3 separate regions of the Homo sapiens genome follow, and regions 1 and 3 are each linked to region 2. A link is a contact called in ENCODE Hi-C or POLR2A ChIA-PET data. All regions are on one chromosome and are shown on one strand. The core of a region is the stretch at or near the end of the contact, and the rest is flanking DNA. Distances in the headings are between cores, read along the strand shown. Region 1 overlaps PAX5 (paired box 5). Region 2 overlaps PAX5 (paired box 5). Region 3 has its middle 41 kb from the start of PAX5.

What was found. Hi-C counts contacts between places; a loop is a spot of excess contacts on that map. ChIA-PET counts read pairs that join two places held with the same protein, here RNA polymerase II (POLR2A). Pooled maps may share reads with other maps.
Region 1: a map of left colon shows a loop between it and region 2 (4-fold over the local background). The contact joins two enhancer-like sites. A Hi-C loop is called at or near these places in 4 of 168 maps with a recorded cell type or tissue (Caco-2, GM12878, endothelial cell of umbilical vein and 1 more), 9 of 37 single-sample maps with no recorded cell type and 8 of 50 pooled maps. POLR2A ChIA-PET finds 5 or more read pairs at or near these places in 3 of 52 experiments (A673, Panc1 and WTC11).
Region 3: a loop to region 2 is called in a map of Panc1, with 2.9 times the contacts of the local background. The contact joins two enhancer-like sites. A Hi-C loop is called at or near these places in 3 of 168 maps with a recorded cell type or tissue (Panc1, chondrocyte and transverse colon), 3 of 37 single-sample maps with no recorded cell type and 4 of 50 pooled maps. POLR2A ChIA-PET finds 5 or more read pairs at or near these places in 1 of 52 experiments (activated CD4-positive, alpha-beta T cell).

The regions. Positions count from the first base shown.
Region 1 is chr9:37,008,809-37,011,508 of GRCh38, forward strand. All of the region lies in intron 3 of PAX5 (paired box 5), which reads right to left. It overlaps LOC105376032 (a long non-coding RNA gene), which reads left to right. Exons shown (of 4, transcript NR_188579.1): 4 at 1-244. Among named protein-coding and RNA genes, the nearest start is that of PAX5, 24 kb to the right of the region's middle. Within about 2 kb of position 1,436, at least 2 of the 41 ENCODE cell types and tissues checked have a DNase peak (open chromatin) inside an H3K27ac peak, as active enhancers do.
Region 2 is chr9:36,872,007-36,874,706 of GRCh38, forward strand. The region is part of intron 8 of PAX5 (paired box 5); the gene reads right to left. Among named protein-coding and RNA genes, the nearest start is that of MIR4540, 9.0 kb to the left of the region's middle. Within about 2 kb of position 1,450, at least 2 of the 41 ENCODE cell types and tissues checked have a DNase peak (open chromatin) inside an H3K27ac peak, as active enhancers do.
Region 3 is chr9:37,073,540-37,076,239 of GRCh38, forward strand. No RefSeq gene overlaps it. Among named protein-coding and RNA genes, the nearest start is that of PAX5, 41 kb to the left of the region's middle. Within about 2 kb of position 1,437, at least 3 of the 41 ENCODE cell types and tissues checked have a DNase peak (open chromatin) inside an H3K27ac peak, as active enhancers do.

The DNA.
Region 1 (2,700 bases), core at 186-2,685, 140 kb after region 2:
TTGGACAACCAGAAAACTCATGGCATTTGGGAGAAGAGTGGGTCATAATAAAATGTCCAGTTCTGGGAGTGAGGTTCTCTTTTTGGTCACCTGGAAGTAAGCTGGCATCTGACCTAATGTTTATATTTTTGTGTATGTCACTTTCTCTGTGTGTATGTGTCTACAGAGATATTGCTGGATATGTCAATATATGGATATACCAGACATAAATATAGTTACAAATAAATATATGGCAAAAAAGTCACTGTAGTTCAGCTTAAAATCCTTACTTTTCAAATCATTGTCTGACTATTAAATTTGTATGTAAAAAAGCAAAGAAAATTATGTTTTCCTCATTTTCTTTTAAAATAGTTATAAATATCACTGGGAAAGCATTATCAATTGTTATAAATCATTAAGAGGCTGCAGTAGCACAGTGTACAGGCTCTGGAACTAGACCACTAGAGTTTGAATCCCATCCCTCTTACAATTTACCAGCTACATGACCTTGGGTAAATTACTTAACCTCTCTATGCCTCAGTCTCTTCATCTGCAAATGGGACTAAGAATCATTTCTATCTCATAGGATTACTATTAGGATTAAATTAATGAATTACTTAAAACAGTGGTAGCTACATACTAGGTGCTCCTTAAATGTAAGATGTTATTTTCAGTGGTGTCTTTGTAAAGATTAATGACTAGCTTCCGTCTTAAAATATTCATATTTTTCACATTTGCTTTAAAAAGCACAAGGCGAGGGCGGTGGGGGAGTAAAGATGCTCAATGGGTGCAAAAAAATAGAAAGAATGAATAAGACCTAGTATTTGATAGCACAATGAGGATACTATAGTTAGTAATAATTTAACTGTACATTTAAAAATAACTAAAAGAGTGTAATTGGGTTGTTTGTAACACAAAGAATAAATGTTTGAGGGGATGCATACCCCATTTTTCATGGTGGGTTATTACTCATTGCATACCTGTACCAAAATATCTCATGTACTCATAAATATATATATATATGCCTACTATGCACCCATAAAAATTAAAAATAATAATAATAATAAAGCACAAGTGGCCCCCTTGGAAGCTGGGGAGGGGAAGGTAGCCACTCTCACACTGTTTTAAGAATGCATCAGGGTTGTCCTTTATAAAGGGGGATCTCAGAGTTATAGGCAAGCCTCTGAAGCTGCCCCCAGGGGTGAGAGATTTTGCTCATCTGCCTTTAGCAGTCACCAAGTAAAAACAAAGAGCATCAGCTTACACTGAGAAGAAACTGTAGTGGGAAGAACAAGACTGTAATTGAATCATAACAACTCTAAACAAATTTTAAATTTTAAATATGACAGGCTGTCAAGACTCATCCAATAAGAACACACTCAGGACCTTTTCTAAGCCAGGGACAGTTGGGCTGAGTTGGCAGTCACACCAAATTGCCCGTCCCTTACCTGCTGAGCGTGAGCAGGACCCTGGCTGCCGTACTGCAGAGCACACTAGACGTTCCAACAGAGAAAGGAGCTCAGCATCAAACTCTTCCTATGAATAAGGAAACTAAAACCCAAGATGCTCAAATGACTTGCCCAGAATTGCACAGCGAGTCAGCCCAGACTCCCAGCCCCCATGCCCCAGCACTTTACTTTAAGCCACATTCAAAGGAAGCGCGGTCCCTCTGCTAAATACTTCCTATGTGAGGCATAAAAGCTATTTGGATTTCAAACCCACTTAGAATTTGAGGTTTAAAACTCTGAGGGACTTTGTGGCATTTAAGGATCCCATGGAAACATCACTCTTCCTTCTTTGAAAGGCTAGGCTTCTCACCATCATCCCACGCCCCCCGCCCCACCACCAGTCCTCACAAAATTACAGTGAAAGAGAAAATCATGGTGCCTTGAAAAAGGAAACAGGAAGATAAGGCTGAAGAAACACCCACATCTATGGCACTGATCAAACTGCCATCAGTGCAGTAAGAAGCTTGGGCCATCAGCTATGCCGAGAATTCAAAACCCAGGGGTCCAACTGTGCCAAGCTGCAAGGGGCCCCACAGGTGGCACCCAGGCCTGTGACTGTTGTGGAGAAGAAAGAGGACACAGATAGAGGTCGATGTGAGTGGATCACTTGAGTCCAGGAGTTCGAGACCACCCTGGGCAACACGATGAAACCCTATCTCTACAAAAAATGCAAAAAATTAGCCAGGCATGGTGGTGGCACCTGTAGTCCTAGCTACTTGGGAAGCTGAGGTGGGAAGATCACCCGAGCCTGGGAGATCAAGGTTGCAGTGAACCATGATTGTGCCTCTGCACTCCAGCCTGGGTGACAGAGTGAGACCCTGTCTCAAAAAAACAAAAAAAAAAAAAAAAAAAGAAAGAGGAAATGGATAAACAATCTCAGAAGGCCTGCTACCAAAATTAGAATTAAGAGCAGAACTAACAAAACATCTTCCCCAGGGCCACCTCCAGCCCGGGACAAGTTTTGTTAGCCTGCACAGTATATTTGTTTTTATTTGACTTAGTTGCTAATATTTTTAAGTTGGGAGATTTTTCATAAATATCTGAATTCTAGCTTCTCTTGAAAAATCAGAACACCCAACAATACTGGCCTCACGTTCTCACATGACCCAACCAGTTGGTACTAAATAGAGCTGCCCCTCTAAGCTGGGAGTGCCACTTGTACTCCCCACCCCTTGGCCACGGTGCTGGAATAGAAGAAGGAAGACCCCATTCA
Region 2 (2,700 bases), core at 200-2,699:
TGCTTTCAAAGATGGAACAAATGATGGTGATCTTTACTACCTCTCTCTCACCCTAAGATTGCAGATTCCAGTCTGGGAGCCCTCCTCCCAGGTGCACAAGCCCCAAAAGCCAGCCCTGGCCTGCCCCAGCAGTTTCTGGGCCTTCCCGATCGAGACATGGGAGCAGTGTGTAAGGTTAACAAGTCCTCAGGCTCTTCTCCTTCAGTCCAGCCCTTGGAAGTGATTACCAGATTATACATGACAGCCCAGGGCCACTGTCTTATTATTCACAGCCCCAGATCTGAAGGGAACTTGGAAGCACTTTCTGCTTGCTTAGAACAGAGGTGGCAGGGCTTAGGGAGCCCTCCAGTTCGGTCAGGAGCTGTTATGAGCAGGGATAAACATCACTGACTTAGAAACCTTGAATGGCAGGAGCAGAAAACCCCCTGGGGTGCATTCAGCCCAGCCTCCCCAGGCCCTGCCTCCTGCTTTAAGAGAGAGCAGGGAGTCCCAAGGTCATGTCTCAAGGTCATGCTGTGAGTATCTGGCAGCTAGAATCAGAACCTAGGTCTCCTAAATTCAAGTAGGACCTTCATGTCCCCAGAGTCCTTTCCATCTCTGAGGCTTTTGTAATTCTTTTCTTCCCAAATGCAGGCAAGAGCTGAGAAAGCCTACATGTGTGTATCAGTTTCTCCTCACTCCCAGCATCACTTCCGTGCAGGGTTCCTGGAGCTTTAGTCACATAGACTGTCCAGACCACCTCATTCTAGACCCCTCGTCCCCCCACCCTATGAGGGCACAGGCAACAGGCAACCCTGGCTCTCCACATCTGCCTGGGCAGAGCCTGCCCTCTGCAAGGCTATTGGATGCTCAGCCTCATGCCCAGAGGTTTCCAGGGCTGAGGTGTGGGTGTGACTGGGACCCTTCTTCCCTAGATCCAGCCTTCCCTTCCAGCTCATCTCCCACCAGCCCCACAAGGCTTTGGTCACTCCCAGCTCCCTCCCTGATGCCCATGTTCTCTGGTTCCCCTGGGGCTTCTCACGCACTGGTCCCTTACCCAACAATATCCCTCCAGCTTCACAGACTGGCAAACTCACTCTTCAAGGTCCAGCTCAAATGACCTCCTTTGAGAAGTCTTCCCTGATTTCTCCCACTCCACCCCATTGCCTCAGCAGACTCAGTGGTCCCCCTCACCTGCATTTCCCCACACTTTATAGATTCCTAGGTCTTAGCTCTTAACATTAGCACATCAGGATTTTTTTATATCCATCTCTCCAACTAGACTGTGAGCTCCCTGAGGGCAGGGGCTGTGTCGGCAGCTCCACCCCTAGCCCACAATTGGCACCAAGGGTCTCTTAGGAAATGTATGGAGAATGAATGAATGAACAAGTGAATGGCCACCTGCATTTCATCGTAGCTGTGTCTAGGATTCCCCAGGGTCAAGTCTGTGTTCCTGCTGTGGCAGAGTGACTGGAGGCCACCAGAGGGCAGCAAAGAGTCAGGAACGAGCAACAGGTGTGCACCCCAGAGGCCAGGGCCAGGTTGGCAAAGGGGTGGCGTGCCCAGGCCAGAGAGCTACCAGGAGCCCCAGCAAGGAGCTTAGAAAGAAAGTCAGGGGTCAAGGGAAGTTAGTGTTAAGAACAAAGGCTGTTCTTTCCCTGAGCAAACGCTCCCTGAGCCTGATGCTTAGGTCACGGAGGTGCCTGGAGAGCACTGGTCCTCTCTCCATCTGATGCTCAAATCCCCACCACCAAGTTCTCACCAGTGTCCGCTGGACCCTCCCAAGTCTGCCCATTCCAATGTCTTCAGTACTAATCATAGGAAAGGTTCTTGATACAAGGCTGGAAAAGGTGGCCCTCTGAATCCTGTTCACTACTCCCGGCCATGCCTATGGAACTGGGCAGTATATATTTTCTCCCTGTTTCACATGCTTAACCAGACCCAGAGAGTGGAAATGACATGTCAGATGGCACAGAGGTCCTGGCTGAGCTGGGCCAGGATGCTGCCTGGTACTGCGGCCCCCACCCCTAAGCCTGCATGCTTTGCACAGAGCAGGCCTGTAGGGCAGGCAAGACGCAGAATCAGGGGTGGGCTTGCCAGACCACAAAAGAAACCTTCTCCTCCCCGCTCCAGAACCTCAATACCCTTCCTATCTCACACAGGCGGTGTCTCCGTAACTACACAACCATCGTTTCAAACAGTAGCAAGGCAGGCTCCGAGAAGTCACAGAGCTCCTCTGTGGTCACACTGCTAATAATGGTGAAGCCACATTCTTGCCAAAGCACCCTTCGCTTCTCTTGGGGCATCTGCATATTTCTGTCTGGACTGGCCCTCGCCCCATGCTCCTGGGGTTCATGCACCTGTCTGCAGAAGGCCTCATCTGCATGTCTGCTTGGCCTCCAAAAGTTGCCAAGCTCAGATCCTAACCTTGCTGGCCATCAGCCTCCACTCAACAGGCTCCCCTCCCTGCCAATCCTACTTGCCTGGCCTGGGCTGGACTCCCACCCCTGGGAACCCACACCAGCCACTAGGCTTAGCCTTCTGCCCTACCGCAAAGCCCCCATCCTCCTCTCCAGATAGCCAAGCACACATGGTTCCCAGCCCAGCTCCAGGGCCACCTTTGCCAGAATGCCTTTCTCAGTTGCACCAACCACAGCTGCCTCTCTGTTTTCTGCAGACCCACTGTATTCGGAGACTGCCTGACTCCTACTTGGCAGTGCT
Region 3 (2,700 bases), core at 187-2,686, 200 kb after region 2:
CAGAAGACTCGCACACTTGTGATGCTTTTGCTTATCCTGTTCCTTTGCCAGAAGATCCCCCTGCTTCTCTACCTAGCAAACTCTCATTCATTCTTTTAATTTTGTCTTTTAATTTTATATTTTGACATAATTTCACATTTGGAGAAAAATTGCAAAATCTGTACAAAGAATCCTCATATACCTTTACGCAGATCCCCAAAATGTTAACTTTTTACCACACTCCTCTGTCTCTCTCTCCCTCTAGCTCCCAGAATTTTTTTTCTGAGCCACTTAAGCATCAGTTTCAGACATGATGCCCCTTTACTCCAGGTAGTTCAGTGTGCTCGACCTGAAAAATAAAACCAAGACATTCTCTTACATAACCACAATGTAAATATAAAAATTGGGGAAATAATGTTAATGCAGTACTGTCCTCTAACCTAGATCTGGATGTTGCCAATTGTTCCTTTAATGCGGTACAGTTCCTCGGTCTTTCTTTGCATTTCCTGCCACTGACAGTTTTGAAGAGATAAGTCCAGTATTTTTAGAGTGTACCTCATGGTTATATTCAAGTTACGCACTTTTGATGTGAATGCCATAGAAGTAATGTGCTGTTTTTCTCAATGAATCACATCTCACTTTTTAAAGTGAAAGTCATTCTTCAATCTCCTCCATTCCTACTCCCCTCCTAAGAGGTAAATAACCACTGTTAACGATTGGTATTCATCTAGTATTTTGTCTATGCACTTATATACACACATATCTATACACAGGCACACTTGTACCCTTTAAAAACATAATAAAATGAGAACACTATATCCTTACTGCTCTGCAATTTACCTTTTTTCATTTAAGTGTACGTCTTTGGCAATCTTTCCATGTCAGTGCATGCAGATTCCCTTTATTCTTTTAAAAATGGCATATATATATGTATATATATGCCACATATGTGTATATATATATACACACACATATATATACATATATATACATATATATACATATGCCACATATGTGTGTGCATATATATATATATATATATATATATATACACATATATATATATATATATTTTTTTTTTTCCCCTAGAGACTGCCTCTGGCTATGTTGCCCAGGCTTGTCTCAAACTCCTGGGCTCAGGCAATCTGCCCTCCTCAGCCTCCCAAAGTGTTAGGATTACAGGTGTGAGCCACTGTGCCCAGCCAAACGTGGCATAATATTTTTAAATGGTATAAATGTGTTCTTGTTTAGTTTGTTCCCTACTAATGAATATTTCCATTTTTTCTATCACAATGTTTGTACACACATTTAAGAACATACCTCATTTATAATTGTGATAGATGCTATTAAATAGCTCTCCTAACACACTTTTCCAGTTTGTATTCTCATCTACTGTGCATGAGATAATTTGCATTTTTCTGACTGTTAGTGATGCAGAGCACCTATTCACGGCCTTTGGGTTTCCTGTTCTGTGAATTGCCTGTTAGTGGTCTTTGCTGTGAGAATGCTGAATTGTCCGTCTTTGTCTGACTACTTATTTCTCCAGGCCTCACTCATTTCTGTTCCTCTGCAGAGGCTTCTCCACGTCCCCTAATCAGCCACTACCCCCTCCTCTGCTGTCCCACAACACTGTTCACACCGTGCCCAGGCCTTCATTTACCAACCATTCCATAAAAAATCTACTCATTCCAAAAGTGTCCACTGTGAGCCTTCTCTGTGCTTGGCCTTGGGCTAGGTGCTGGGTGGAGAGACATGAGCCAGTCATCATAGACTCCATGCTAAAGTTCAGTTTTGATATGCAGCTTTGAGCATAGAAAAGAGCATGAGTTTTAGATCTAGACATAACTTGAGTTGAATTCCAGCTTCACCACTTCCCAGCTGTGTAATTCAGAGCAAGTCACTTGATTACTCCAAGTCTCCATTTCCATACTAGTGAGGTGAGGCTAATCCCTCCCTAAGAGAGTCACTTGAAGCTGGACAAGAGACAATATATCTGAAGTGGTTAGCAAGGGCCTGTTACACAGTAGGCTTGCAGTAAATGAATGGTAGTTGAAAGGCAACTGTTAAGAGGTCAAAATCAGTTAGTTCTCAGAGGTTCTAGGAGCCACCAATAAACTGGAAAATAAAAAGGAAGGAGGTAGCTCCTCTCTTTGCAATGCAAAGGATATGGATGAGTGCCGCTTGCCCAGATCCTGCTACAGAATATCTTTCCTGCTCTCTGCAGCAGATTTCTGCTTTGTCCTGGCCCCTCATCCCAATTCAGCTGCGCATTGTTGTCCTACTACCACTGCCGTGGGAAGAACAGGTGCTTCCCTTCTCAAATAAATGTTGGTCTCTTTAGAAAATACTCTGTAAGAAAGACTTCAGGATATTTGTGCATGCTGTCACCCATGATTTCAAGAAGTAGGGGCTGGGCACTGTGGTTCACACTGAGGCGGGAGGACTGCTTGAGACAGGAATTCAAGACCAGCCTGGTTAACACGGCGAGATCCCATCTCTACAAAATGTTTATAGTTTTAAATTAGCCAGGTGCAGTGTGGTGATGCACGCCTGTAGTCCCAGCTTCCTGGGAGGCTCAGGTGGGAAGATCTCTTGAGCCCAGGAGGTTGAGGTGCCAGTGAGCTGTGTTTACACCACTGCACTCCAGCCTGAGTGACAGAGTGAGATACTGTGTCGAAAAAAAAAAAAAAAAGAAAAGAAAAGAAAAGAAAAAAAGGAGAA